2 separate regions of the Homo sapiens genome follow, and region 2 is linked to region 1. The links are chromatin contacts, found by Hi-C or POLR2A ChIA-PET in ENCODE. All regions are on one chromosome and are shown on one strand. The core of a region is the stretch at or near the end of the contact, and the rest is flanking DNA. Distances in the headings are between cores, read along the strand shown.

Region 1 (7,452 bases), core at 1,926-4,425:
ATAATATCCCATACCTCCATTTGAAGGATAATAGACTAGGCATAGATGGAAGCCAAAGGAAATGAAGCATAGTCAAAGATATGCCATAGGAGTTACCCTCTTAGATCACTGCTGGTTGGCATTGTCACCATGCGTCCTTTGTGATCTCACTACTGGGGTCTCAACTTTGTAACTCTGACCCTGAACCTCCGGGTCATTCCTTCAAATTTCAGAGGCATGAGCTCACACTCTAGCTGACAGGAAGTAAAGGGTGATAATGTCTGTTCTTGTAAATAAGATTTTATCTCTCACTCATATTGGGATTCCCCCAATTATGAAAAAATATATAGATGTTTGTTTCAGGTCAGATTCTCCAAATAGCAGGCTTTGAGATAAAGATTTGCTCAACTGGATTTTAATGCACATAGACCAAACATTGTGGGAGGAAATGTTCAAATTTGAAGTGTCTTTCAGCACACCTAGATGTCTAGACTTACATAGAAATATCTGGGATGTTTCTTATCTGGTTTCGTTTGTTTGTTTGTTTGTTGTTTTGGATGTTTCTTATCTGTAACCATAATGACAAATGGACTATGACTTGTACCAGGAAAAAAGCCAGAATGCCTCTACATTTTTTCCTAGAAACTAAAAATAAGTACAAAATGTGGGAAATATATTATCTAGCATGAAAACTTTTAACTAGGTGAACAAAGTTAGGCAACAGAGTGAGCAGCTGTTTGACTTCACTTTTAGTTACCATGGCGGCTTTTAGTTAGGACACAATCCTGAACCATTTAAACTGGGTGATCAATTGAGGTCATTGCATTCTAATTAAGCATTCCCCTTTGAAACAGATGCAGATACTTTATGAATACGTTTTCCTACATATCCTTAATATGCAAAGTTGATGTGCTTTCTCAATTTTGCAATTCAGTTATTTAAATCATATGCTTTTTTTGTTGATCAATAGCCCTTATTTGTTCATTGAAAATGCCATTATCCAAATGTTAACAATGTGAGTTTTACCTAATATTTTTGAAGTTTGAAATATATAACTCTAAAAAGTACAATGATTGACAAAAGATGACTTAGCATGTTATGTGTATGTGTAGCTCTGTGTGTGTATACTTGAAATTCAGTGCTTTAAAGTAGTTGCTATTTTTGAGATATATAAACAATAAAGAATCATCAACTTATTGATCGCCATCAAGATTGTTACAATATCCTTGCAGTTGTACCTTAAATTCTGTGTCATCCAGTCTCTGTTATGCAAGTTGGTCTTTATGGAATCACTGACAGGTCACTCTTAGTTCAGCAGATTCTGTTTTCCCTATGCATTGTACTTTAGCAAATCATATTTTACTCATTATATTAGTATAAATTTGAAATTAAGTAATCATAAAAATAATCCAGTTAGGCCATTTTTTTTGTTGGATTCTTTTGGTGCCTTCTCTCTCAGATAAATAATGATCTACTGAGAACATTATTCAAATTCAAATGAGACTTTTTGTGGCTGTTTTTTCTTTATATCGTTAACATGTCTGTGTTATCTGCCAATCATATGTAAGCTGCTTGATGGCAGGAGCCCGGATTTTAATACCTGCATAGCCCATGCAAGATCTAAGTCAAGTTCACATTTGGTCAGGTCTGTGGTGGCATGTGGCGATCAACCCTGCAGTGTGCAAACATCATTAACAAGAGACTTTTCTGGCCCTCCTGGCTCGAGGAAATGGAAAGGAAGAATGAGCTAGTCAGGAGACAAAACTAGAGGCAGTAGGAACAGTGGCCCTGAACTACATTGAGTCAGTGGTGGATTTAGGAAACCTATTGAGGAGAGGTGGAAAGGACAGACACTGGAAGCCAAAGTGGGCTCAATTGAGAAGGGACATGCTGGGCCTGGACAGAGCCAGAGAGCACATGAGAACCACTCTCGACTAGACAGAAGATGATGACAGGCATGAGGACCAGGACCAAAGTTCATTAAAGTTGTCGTGGTGGAAGGCTGGGATCATAAAGAAGAGGGACCAAATCTGGAGTGATGGAGCGGGGAGTGAAAGAGAAGTGGGAGTGAATGTGACGAGGGACCAGAAGAAAGATATCTAGGTTCTGTTCCAGCTGCACTTATTCCTGATCATCCCATGGGTCTGGCCTACTTCTGACAGATGCACATAATCAAATATGGTTTATGTAGCTGTCTCTGGACTTTGCTTGCCCTTACTTGCTCTCTTTCTTTCTCTCTAGCTCTCTCACTTTCGCTTTTGCTCTCTCTCGTGTCATGAGACCACAAAATACAATTAATAGGTAATTCAAGTCATTACTATCATAGATATTAAAGCCAAGAAAATGACACTTCTAAGTTCAGCAAACTACATGAAAAACAGTAGCATGAATAAAGGATACCCGGCATGGTCCAGAATGATAACAAAGAAAAATGGAGAAGTGGTGAGGGCAATTTGGAGATGGCCAGTGAAATGACAGTTGAACTTATTACAAGCCAGATAGCAGTCTGGAGTCTCTCTTCAAGCTAGTTCTAATTTTGAAACAGTGATGGAAGGCAGATATTATTATTCTGCTTTTAAAATAAGGAAACTGAGGCTCAGAAAGGTGAAGTAACTTGCCCAAGGTCACATAGCTCAGTGACAAAACCAGTATTCATATCTGGATCCCTCTGACTCAAATCTGGGCCTCTTTCTGCTTCTTTCTGAGGAAATTCTCATTTTGGGAAGATCCAGTGGCTTCTGGATCCCTCAGAGCCATGTCTTTCTTGGTGACCTTTTTCCTGATATTGATGAAAGGAACAGTTATCAGTGGAGTCTTAAAGATTTACTCAGTGGAGTCTTACAGATTTACTCATGGGCATTCTGTGGTACCCCCCAGAGCCTTTGTTTCTTGACACATTCCCATCTCCCACTTACCTAGATATTACAAATGGAATAGTACAAATGAATAAAACAGTTTTTGATAAAAAAATAATGTGACTCAAACCATTTATGTAACTGGTCTTGAATGCATGGTCTGCTGCTTCCTCACTGGAGCTAGATTTAATTCTTAATTCTGCCGCAGAAGGAGAACTTGAGTACATCACTATTCTCTGTGCCTCTGGCCACTTGCTTTCTGCAGGAAGGACATTTATAGAAACTAGAAGGACGAGGAAACTGCATCTAAACTCCCTGTGTTGGCGGGATCAGCAGTTGTAAGCTGCTAGGAAATTGCCAAGTACTGTTGAAATTTCCGTGCCTGATCCAAGATGTTGTTTACGCACAAGGCCCAAATCTTTCCGGTCTCAGGAAATACCAATGATCTTTGGCTGAAGTCAATATAACAAACAACCTTAAGAAGTTATTCAGAAACTAATTCTGAAAGCCTCCCATGGTCATACAAGGCAAGCCAAATACTGACATTGTATGTGGAAAATAAGGCTGCAATTAAACATTCACGATGGATCCAAATTTTATATGGTCTACTTCTGTCTGGGAGTGTGTGCTTCCCTAGGAAAGGAGCTCAGTCAGAAGTTGACTTGTGATTCTGTGACTTCCTGCTGGCCTTTGAAGGCTTGGTATCATTAGTCATCATGGGGTGATTTGTTTACCTTTTAGTCATAACTGATTAGTACACATTCATTCATTCATTGAACAAATATTAGCTGAGACTCTACTATGTGCCAGATTCTGGGTAGGAACTGAGGACACAATGCTAAGCAGAAACAAGCACACTTCTTATATTCAAGGAGCTTATAGTCTAATAAAGGAGAAAGATAAATAAAATCACAGAAATACGTAACTTCTAACTGTGAGTAAATTGGAGAAAATGATAGCCACGTTTTGAGAATGCGTAGCATGGATTGAATCTAGTCTGCAGTGTTGGGGTAGATGTCCTTGGGAAATGATGTTTGAACTGAGATTTGGAAAACATGGACCACTTCATGAACCCTGGGGACTGACGATGAATTAAGACTAGGATTTGACAAATCCCTGGAAGTGTGCAGACACTAACATCTGAGCAGTCAGCAGAAAGCTTGTTGGTTTTAGCTCTTAAGATGGCGGCATATTTCGGCAAAGGAAGGAGGAGCCCATGCTTGTGCAGACACAGCCTCATCCAAGTGTGATCCATATCCTCTCTCCAGATCATCCTTGATATTTGGTTTGGTTTGCGTTAGCCGTAACCCATTTCTCCTATATGTTTTACAACATCAGAATCAATTGATCAGCTCCCTCTTGAAAGTCTTGTGGTCCATTACTAACTACTGAGCTGATTCTACCATTTTCTTTCTTCTTTTCCTGCTTTCCTACCCTCTATCCACCATTCTGACCCCATTCATTACTGCATTTCTTCCAATTTTCTCTCTCTTTGATTGTTATACACACATTATAACTTATACACATTATAAACATTATAACTTATACACAAGTTATATATACATTATAAGTTATACACAAGTTCCAAGACTTTTAGGCTGTAACTGTGACCACTGAAAATTGAGACAAATGCAATTCCTGAGTCAGGTGTTCCTAGGTACAGTGAGCAATGCACACAGGCATCTTTTTATGTAATCTTCCCCCCACCATATAGCGAAATCTAGTGGAGTTGAATCACTTTTATGATGAAATTTGCCCAAATCTATCCTCCTGTGGATTATCTTTACCTGGGAAATATGTGCGCTAAGAGCTTTTAATAAAAGAACTGTAGTTCTCTTCCTTTATTGTGTTTCACCGAGGCTGCAAGAGGTGTGACACATAAGCTGAAAGTAAATTGAATAGGAAACTGAGGTTTTGTTTCCCTAGCAACGTTAATTCAGTCTTCTTACAAATGGAAATAACACTGGAGGCCTTTGTTTCTGCATTCCCAGCTCTACAGGGCAATGTGACATGCTGAGCACTCTGGAAACAGTGCTGTATAATAGAATTCTGCAGCATTTACTTTAGAATTTTCTCTCGCTAAATTTCATACAACCTTGTGGGCATTCTGCTGGAGCTGATATTCATCCTGTTTGCTGAAAAAAATGAGGACAGAGGAATATTCAGTGTTGTGACTTAGTACATCAGGGCATTCATTGTCAGCAGGGCAGGGCACATTATGCAAGGGCAGAAGGAGGAGTTTGGTGATTCAAGAACAATCATGGCTAGAAGGATCTCCCTATTGTTCAAGGTCAAAGTGGACAATGGTCCAGTAGCTCAGATATTCAGAGCTGGAGCACTGGTGTGTAGGAAGAATAAACATACCACATACATGGCCACTTGTTCTTACCTTTCATATGTGTCTTGAATATTTTATACACAGTCAAGCAAGTTTTAATAAAAACCCTAAAGATATAGTAATCCACATTTATCCATTTGAATAATTTGCCTTCAAAAGGCGTTGGTGAGATTTGGTCCATTTTCAGCATCTAGGAGATTTCATGGGCATATTTCTGGGAGTCTGGGAGGCTTTATAATACAGTGGTAGATGTCCAGGGTTCTAGTGACAGACTGCCAAGATTTAAATATTGGCTCCACCAATTTCTAGCTGTGAGCTCTGGGGAAGCCCCTAACTTTTCTGTACCTCCATTTTCTCATCCATAAAATGGTCACAATAGTACTGTAGGGTTGAAGAGATGGTTAAACTGAGACATCTATTTAAAGCATTAACAATGCCTAGAGCCTTGTAGTAAGTGCTTAGTATGTGGTAGACGTGGAACTGCCACACACTCCCACCTATTTGCGGCAGGAAGGGAGCACTTGCCAGATCTTTTTGAGCCCTTTGGGGAAAATTTCACTAGAACAGACAAATGTACAATTTTTCCCTCGCTAATTTAATGATAATTTGTCCCTATTTTGTAGCTGCTTCTTTAGCCATGTGATGGGGCAGGGGCTTGGGTTCATGGAGGAGAAGCAAGGGCAGGAAGAGGTGGAGGAGGAAGAAGAAAAGCAGGAGCTGAGAAATCCAGTGGCTTCAGAGCTGCAAACCGGTTGACACCCACATACCTCCTTCCTCTTTTTCAGCAAGGTTTGCCCATTCCCAGTAACTGGAGACCCTGTGAAGGACTATGAGTTGCTTTTATCCCAGATCCCTAAGAGCCAGCTCTGAAACCTAACTCCTCAATGTGAAGTTACTCACCAGTTATTATGTAGCTCTGCATCCTGCAATAAGAAAATGTGATTAGTACAGCAGCCCTGCTCATCCTATGAATCCAGAGATCTGCGCGGGTGTGATGTGAAGGCAGACTCTTTTTCACTCTTAAGGTTAAGCTCAGAAAAAAATAAAAAAAGGACTAACTCCCTGTTTTTCATCTTAAACATTTACCTTGCAATTTCAGAAAATTAGAGGGCATAGTATTCACTTAAGACAGTGTTAAGACTTCAGATCAAAATCAACTGAAAGAGCAAATGCCATATTTTCTCTTCCTGTTTGTAACTACATGTCACTTTATTGAAGCCCTAATTGTGGGGCATTCCTCCTCCTTCTCCTCCCCATTCAAATTCTCATGTTCCTGAGAGATATTAGAGCACAAGAGACATTCTGGCCAAATGCATTCTTGGGGAGAAATTCTGTCCTATATACAGACACTAGGAAGGGCACCCTTAGTTACTTGTGATCTGGCCTGCAGACATCTCCCTGCATTTCCCCTCCACATGTCTTTCCCACTTCACTCTTCAGGGGCACTAATCCTCACAGGATTGCCTCTTATCTCCAGCCCTGGGCTTATGCTGGTGCTTCCACCTGGAGTACTTATCCTCTTCCTGTACTCTCACCTCAACTTGTACTTTTGCAAACTCATGCTCCTTTAGACCACAATATGATCTTCCTGGAGACACCTTCCTGACCACCCCCAATACCCTTAAGGCATTCTTTCCTCCGGAATCGCTTAGACATTGTTCACATCTCACATTTAGCACTTGTCACATGAAACCCCATTGTATAAAAGTGATGCATGTTTGTGTGTGTGATTGGTTTCCCCTATACATAATGATAACCTTAAGGATGGGGGCCAGGTCTTGTTCATCTTTACTTCCACAGTGTCTGGAATAGTTTTTACACAGAGATAGTTAATAAAAGCCCCTTTTATGTATGAAAGAATGAGCAGTGTCCAGCCTCCTCTGCCACCTTCCTGCCAGGTACTGGACACCCTGGGAGGACACCTCCCCCAAAGGTCTCCTCATCTCTCCTTTGACCTTCCAGCCTTCCCTACTTTCTCACTTTTGGCTCTGCCCTGGTCCTCATAAGGGCTTCCTGAGACTCAAATTAGATTTCCAAATCCAAAAGAGAGCAGCAGACAGTGCAGGAAGCCCATAGGCCAAGCTAACCATCATCGGCCCTATCATCAACAAAGGTAACTGACTAAAAGATTTGAAGGTACAAGAATTTTCTTTTTTTAAATCCTACCTTCAGTGGAGTGTGGTAGGAGCTGAGGAGAGGAGAGACTCTATGGTGCCAGCTCAGTCCAGTATCAGGTATTATTTTACCTCCTTTAAATCTTTTCTGTGCTGGTTTCGTATT
Region 2 (7,452 bases), core at 1,598-4,097, 41 kb after region 1:
CTTATTTTCCTTTTAATGTCCCTAGGAACTCTAGTGATGTTTTCTCTTTCATCGTTGATATTGTCAAGTTCTGTCTTTTCTCTTTTGCCTGATCAGCTTGGCTGGAAGTTTATCAGTTTTATTGATTTTATTTTTTAAAAACATTTTTTTCTATTTTATTGTTTTCTAATCTTTATTATTTCATTGCTTCTACTTACTTTGGGTTTTGTTTGCATTATCATAATCAGAATACAGTCAATAAACAAAATCACATATGACAGCCAAGATACACTAAAATTATCTTTTCTTGAGTTATTAAAGTAAAACATTTCAGTTTGAATAGAAGACTAGAGACTCACCCAATCTTCAAGGACTACAGGCAGTTCAACAAAATCAAATAAGACATTATTTGCTTTTCTGTAGGAACAAATGCTAGAGAAGGATTTTCACTGGCACAGGGGGCTAAGAAAGAATTTTACTTTTTTATGTCAATTTTTATCCTGAATCTTCTCAATATATTTCATAAAATCACTGTACTATGCTTTTCTAAATTTAGAACAAAAGAATGGCAGGGAATGATCTTTATCACTCACCTCCTGAGAATATCTTGACAAAAACTGATGAATAATTGTGAAGTGCCCTATGAAAACAGCTGTGGAGTATAATTGCCAATATGCTAATTAAAATTTATAAAGTGTCAACATATTGACATTGAGAGTCTCCAATTTACCTAAGAATGATTAGAATTCGTAATTGAAATGATGTCGTTTCAACAAAGCAACTAATGTTTATAGAATGTCAGGTTGTGTATGGCACTGGGCTAGCAAAGAGGACCCTGCTCTCAAAGAGTTAATATGTTCATTGTGGATCCAACACATACATAAAAAGATAAGTGCTACAGGTTGTCCAAAGCTAAGTGCCAAATGACTAGTGCAGAGCTCTAGGAATTCAAAAGCTTACAACATATAAGGGCTATGATCATGGATCAGGGATGTAGAAGAACACTTTATGGGGAAGATGAAATGTATCTGGATCTTAAAAGAAAAAATCCAACTGAAACAAGAAGAAAGGAAAGAAACAAATCCACTCAGAGGAATCAGAGTAAGCAAAAGTGAAAAGAAAAGACTGCTTATAATGTGCTTTTGAAACAAGCCAAATGGTTGTACTTAAGTGGGTTTGTGAAATGCAGTAGAAGAAAATAGTTGGGAGAAACCAACAACCTCCTAAAGTGTGTTTTATGTGAAATGGTTTGCATGCGCTTTGCACATTATCATTGGGCCCGTGATGTCTTTGTTAGAGTGCAGGGATTATTATTCTAATTTTACAGCAGAGGAAGCTGAGGCTCAGTGAGCTAAAATTACTTGCCCAAATTCAGTCAGGAAAATCTGGCAGACATGGGCTGACTGGGGAGGGAAAATAACATTTAAATTTGGATAAGCTGAGTTTGAGGAGTAGTGTGGCATCTAGATAGAGATAACTAGCAGGGTATAGGAACCCAATATAGTGCTGAAATTTACAAATAACAATTAAGGGAATGTACAAGTAGGGATTAAGGTTAAGAATCTTCTTAGAATGCTTTTCTATAGCTGGTCCTTTCTAGAAGATTAATTCTGCCTTTAAATTCTCCATAATTAAAGAGAAATCAAGTGATGCTTTGGAAAGGTGATGAAGAGCTTTGGCAAATCAGTCTTATGAAGAAAGGTTTTATAATAGCTGTGCCAGCAGCCAAGATGGATGAAATATTTTACTATGAAGAATTCACATTTGTTGATTGCTTACTATGTACTGGATGCCTTTCATAGTCAACCTCATCTAACACTGACAAAACCGGTAGATAAAATGATGGAAGAATCTCATAGCGGAATTATAAAGCTTAAAAGAACCTTGGAGTGCTGTTCAGAGATGAGGAAATGTGGACCCAAGAAGGTTAACTGACTTACTTTCTGAAGAGTTTTAAAAAGAAAAGTGTATTCTTGTTATTTTTATGTAATCATACTCCTGTTTAAAGCCATAAAAAAGGACGATGCACCCTTATAAAATCTTTTCTGGGTGTGTGAGTACATTTTGGAATTGCGTTTAGTAAGGATGACCTCTCCATCATGGTACAGTCTTTGGCCCTGTCTCTACTCTTGGAGTGACTAGGAAACCAACAAGCATACAGCCTCTACTGATACCTTGCATGCAACTGGTAATTGAACATTTCTGCTATTCTAAACAATTAGCAATTTTCCTCAGAGCCTCCCATAGGTCAGTCCCTGTAGCCTATTTTAAGCTATTTATACTACTTAAGCTTCTTTTTCCTTCTAGATTAACATTTTCCACACTTGATTTCGGCTCTGAAGAAAATCTTATTTTTGGAAAGTTCTAAAGAAAATCTGTGCAGCTATTTTTGAGTTTTCAGAGTGAGAAAAGTACTTTGATGCTTTGGATACCCAGATAATTAAAATCTGTCTTCTCATGGAAAGTTCTAACTCAGCATGCTTATCGTTCTCAGAAAAAAAAAAAAAATCAGCTGCTATGCAGAGTTTCACAATATTGGCTCAGTTTTAGTTTTCTATTGCTGTGTAACAAATTACTACAAACTTTGCAGCTGAAGCAACACACATTTACGATTTCACAGCTTCTGTGGCTGAGGAGTTTGGGCACAGCCTAACTGGGTCCTCTGCTTAGCCTTCACAGGGCGGTGATCAAGGTGTCAGCTGAGGCCGAGCTCCCATCTGCGAGGTCCTCTTCCAAGTTAGTTCAGGGTGCTGTGATTATACGATGAGGTCCACATTTCCTTGCCAGCTGTCAGGCAGGGAGCACCACCCTCAGCTCCTAGAGACCGCCCTTCTCTGTAAGCAGCTCAGAGAATGGCTGTTTGCTTGCTTCCTCCAAAGCCAGCCAGAGAAAACTGCATTTAAGGGCTTACCTGACTAAGTCAGCCTCTCCCAGGATAAGATCAACTTATTTGTGACCTTAATTGCATCCGTGAGATCCCTTTGCCTTATCATGTAATACGATCAGCAGAGTGATATTTCATCTGATTCACAGGTTCTCACCACACACAAGAGGAGGAAATTATACAAGGATGAGAGACAATAGGCATGATGTTATCATAGAATTCTGCTTACCACGGGTCCTGAAATAAACTTGTTTCAAATGAGTAAAAGCTGTCATAATATATAGTAGTCTATCAAGTCCTCTATCAAGAGTTTAGAGTCAGAGCTGGTTGCATAACTTAAACAAACCACAAGTTTCTTCAGAAACTCTGTGTTTCTCCTCTTTGTACTGCTGCAAAGAATAAGAAAGCTAAATAGAAGTTAAATCTGTCTTAGGCACTGATGAGAAGAGTAGTGGACACCCATTCATTCATTCATTAAACAAATGTATGTGTGTATATATATATATATATATATATACACATATATATATATACACACACACACACATATATGTATACACACACACACATATATATATATATACACACACATATATATATATACACACACATATATATACTCCTATAGAGAGGCCAGGCACTATCCTAAACAGTGGAGATGAATGATAAAACAGATAGGGGCTCTGCCCTTGAGAAGATTTACAGACTGGTAGGAGTAACAGGAAAAAAAATGAAGGTGGAAGGAATAATTGTCACAAAGACAATTGTAGCATGAGAAAGCATGGTATATATGAAGAATTCAAAGGAAGTTGCCATGGCTGGGTCACAGAGAGCAAGGGACATTGTGGTTTGAGATACATTTGGAAAATTACTTAAACAAATAGAGAATACAGAACCTTTCAGACCATGGTAAGGATTTTGCTCTTAATATTGTGAGCAAGGCAACAACACACAAGGGTTTAAGCAGAATGGCGTGATCAGAATTGCATTTTGAAAAGATCACTCTGACAAGAGGGTAGATAATGTATTGTAAGCTGGCAAAAGTAAATGTAAAAGACCAAGTAGAAGACCATGATAGAGGCCTAGTTAAGAGAGAAGACAGCATGAAGTAGGGTGCTGGTAGACTGGGTGGAGAAAATCAGAGTTGGAAGAACCTTAAGAGATAAAATAAACATGGCTTGGCAATGGGCTTAGTATTGGGGTGAGGAGAAGACAAAGGAAGGGTCCAGGAGGATGGCCAGGGCCCTGAATTATGCAGTGGTATCACCATTTCCTGAAGTGAGGGTAACTGTAAAAGGACCAGACGTGTTACGTCGGAAGAGAGGGAGATGGCAGATGGAGATCATAAATTTGTTTTTGGACAAATTAAGTATAAGATGGTTTGATATAATCAGGTGGAGATATCAAGAAAGTATTTGTATAAGTGAGTCTGGATCTAAGAACAGAAGTCTGGACTAGAGCGATATAGTGAATTCAACTGTATTTTTTTTTTCTTTTGAGACAGGGTCTCACTCTGTCACCTAGACTGGAGGGCAGTGGGGGTGATCTTGGCTCACTGCAACTTCTGCCTCCTGGGTTCAAGCAAGTCTCATGCCTCAGCCTCCTGAGTAGCGGGGACTACAGGCACGCGCCACCGCATCTGGCTAATTTTAGTATTTTTAGTACATACAGGGTTTTGCCATGTTGGCCAGGCTGGTCTCGAACTCTTGACCTCAAGTGGTCTGCCTACTTTGGCCTCCCAAAGTGTTGGGATTACAGGCATGAACCACCGTGCCTGGCCAAATCCAACTGTATTTGTTGCTCCTGTAACAAAGTACTACATCTGTAGTGTCTTAAAACAACACAGATTATTCTCTCACAGTTCTGCAGGTCAGAAGTCTGTAATGAATCATACAGGACCAAAATAAAAGTGTTGGCCAGGTGTGGCGGCTCAAGCCTGTAATCCCAGCACTTTGGGAGGCCGAGGCGGGCGGATCACAAGGTCAGGAGATTGAGACCATCCTGGCTAACACGGTGAAACCCTGTCTCTACTAAAAATAGAAAAAAAATTAGCGAGGTGTGGTGGCGGGCGCCTGTAGTCCCAGCTACTAGGGAGGCTGAGGCAGGAGAATGGCGTGAACCTGGGAGGCAGTGGAGCTTGCAGTGAGCTGAGATCGCGCCACTGCCCTCCAGCCTGGGCAACAGAGCGATACTCTGTCTCAAAGAAAAAAAAAAGTGTTGGCAGGGCTGGTTCCTTCTGGAGGCTCTAGGAAAGAATCTGTTCCTTGCCTTTTCCAGCTTCTAGAATCTGCTCCTGTTCTCTTCCTTCCTATTTAAAGTTAGTTGTGCAGTATCTTCTGAACTCTCTCTGCTTCTGTCTTCATATAGCCTTCTCTCTTATAAGGACCCTTGTGATTATATTGGGCCTATCTGGAAAATTCAGAATAACCTCCTCGTTATCTAAAAATCCTTAATTTAATCATATCTTCAAAGTCTCTATTACCATGTAAGGTATGTTCACAGGATCTTGGAATTAGGACATGGAGATCTTTGGGAGTGGGGACATTATTATTATTATTATTAACTTTTATTTTAAGTTCAGGGGTACATGTGCAGGTTTGTTACATAGGTAAACTTGTGTCATGGGGAGTTGTTGTACAGATTATTTCATTACCCAGGTATTAAGCCTAGTACCCATTCATTATTTTTCCTGAACTCTCCCACCTCCCAACCTCCAGCCTATGACAGGCCTCAGTGTATGTTGTTCCCCTCTATATGTCTATGTGTTCTCATCATTTAGCTCCCACTTATAAATGAGAATGTGTGGTTTTTGGTTTTCTGTTCCTGGATTAGTTTGTTCGGTATACTGGCTTCCAGCTCCATCCATGACCCTGCAAACGGTCCGTGTTATGCATGTACCATATTTTCTTTATCCAATCTGCTATTGATGGGCTTTTGGGTTGAGTCTATGTCTTTGCTATTGTGAATAGTGCTGCAGTGAACATACACATGCATGTGTCTTTATGATAGAATGATTTACATTCCTTTGGGTGTATACCCAGTAATTGGATTGCTGAGTCAAATGGTATTTCTGTTTTTTGGTCTTTGAGGAATCACCACACTGTCTTCCACAATGGTTGAACTAATTTACAATAATGTATAAGCATTCCTTTTTCTCTGCAACCTTGCCAGCACCTATTATTTTTTGACTTTTTATAGTAGCCATTCTGACTGGTGTGAGATTGAATCTCATTGTGGTTTGGATTTGCATTTCTCTAATGATCAGTGATGTTGAGCTTTTTTTCATATGATTGTTAGCCTTCGGGGGTGGGGACATTGTGAAACCTATTACATCAACTCTGCTAATGCAGATAGAAAGGGATTATGAGCACAACTACTATAATATTATATGCTAGGCAGATTTTCATACATTGATATATCATCTAGGCACTTTATATACATTGACTCAGATCCTTAAAGATCTCCTCAGGGTAGATATTGTTATTACTATTTTACAGATGCAGAAACAGAGGCAAGGAGAGGTTAGGTGACTTATAGCTTGCACAGCTAATTAGAGGGAGAAGAAAAACTTAATCCAAGTCTGTCTAGTTCCAAAGTTCTCATAGTTGCCTCTGTGCTGAAGAGCTTGCTTTTGTGGCAATCCAGTCCACTTTTGAGAGCTTCTTCTCTTTTAGGCCTGTTATCCTTCACTCACTTCAGGTACCTACTTAATTCCTGCTGAACCAAACTTTTCTTGTAGTGAGAGAGGCAATTAAGAAGCAAATCCACAAAGGGTTATATAACATGTATTGTCACCATGGGTATTTGCTTTTGAAAGAGGAATACATAGCCATAGCCATGTTACACTCAAAGTAATTCTCAATGATAGAATTTTACCCTCACCATACCAACAAGAGAAAGGGCAACAGGAAGAAGTCCTCCCTGAATCTTTTATGATGCCTGCCTGGTTCTTGGCTGGGTTAGTAGAAATACTGAGCTGTGATGACTGTAGGTATCTGCCTAAATGGGAGGGAGAACTTAAAGCCTGTGACCCCACACCATTTTCTGCATAGGTTCAAGGACGTGGGTTGGCTAAGGAGACAATTGAGCCACATTCACAGGCAGTGGGACTTTTGATAGTTGTACAGATTGGCCTTTCCTGGAGTAAATTTTTCTTTATTGCTCTTAAAACATGTCAAAAATGCTGTTCTTTGGGTTTACCTTTCCACGCCTCTACTTGTGCAAGTCATGATAAGATTCTGGAGGGTCACACTTGGAGAGTGGTTCTAGCTGGCTGTAGTGTTTTTTCAGGTGGAAGAGTCAAATAATCTTCTTATCTCTGTAAGGTCCAGCCTGGCTCACCTGGGCTCCATGTAAGGACTTTGGCACATACATCTTTATAGAAGTAGACTGCTGGAATCTGCCTGGAGTAAATTTTTTGCATATCTTCCTGGCAAGTCTAAATCTGTGGTACCTGATTGAGAACCCAACATTCTGGGAACAAAATATCTTCCTATGTCCCTTTTCACCAGAGACGTAATTAAGACTGGCCTGTTTTAAAAACCACATTTCAGGGAACAACATCAATGCATGTTCTGACTGAGATTTAC

What was found. Hi-C counts contacts between places; a loop is a spot of excess contacts on that map. ChIA-PET counts read pairs that join two places held with the same protein, here RNA polymerase II (POLR2A). Pooled maps may share reads with other maps.
Region 2: a loop to region 1 is called in a pooled map, with 2.2 times the contacts of the local background. The contact joins two enhancer-like sites. A Hi-C loop is called at or near these places in 1 of 168 maps with a recorded cell type or tissue (OCI-LY7) and 1 of 50 pooled maps. POLR2A ChIA-PET finds 5 or more read pairs at or near these places in 1 of 52 experiments (WTC11).

Annotation. Positions count from the first base shown.
Region 1 is chr1:168,916,688-168,924,139 of GRCh38, reverse strand. All of the region lies in intron 3 of LINC00970 (long intergenic non-protein coding RNA 970), which reads left to right. Among named protein-coding and RNA genes, the nearest start is that of LINC00626, 130 kb to the right of the region's middle. RefSeq lists an enhancer at 2,135-2,304. Within about 2 kb of position 3,175, at least 9 of the 41 ENCODE cell types and tissues checked have a DNase peak (open chromatin) inside an H3K27ac peak, as active enhancers do.
Region 2 is chr1:168,875,711-168,883,162 of GRCh38, reverse strand. No RefSeq gene overlaps it. Among named protein-coding and RNA genes, the nearest start is that of LINC00626, 92 kb to the right of the region's middle. Within about 2 kb of position 2,847, at least 13 of the 41 ENCODE cell types and tissues checked have a DNase peak (open chromatin) inside an H3K27ac peak, as active enhancers do.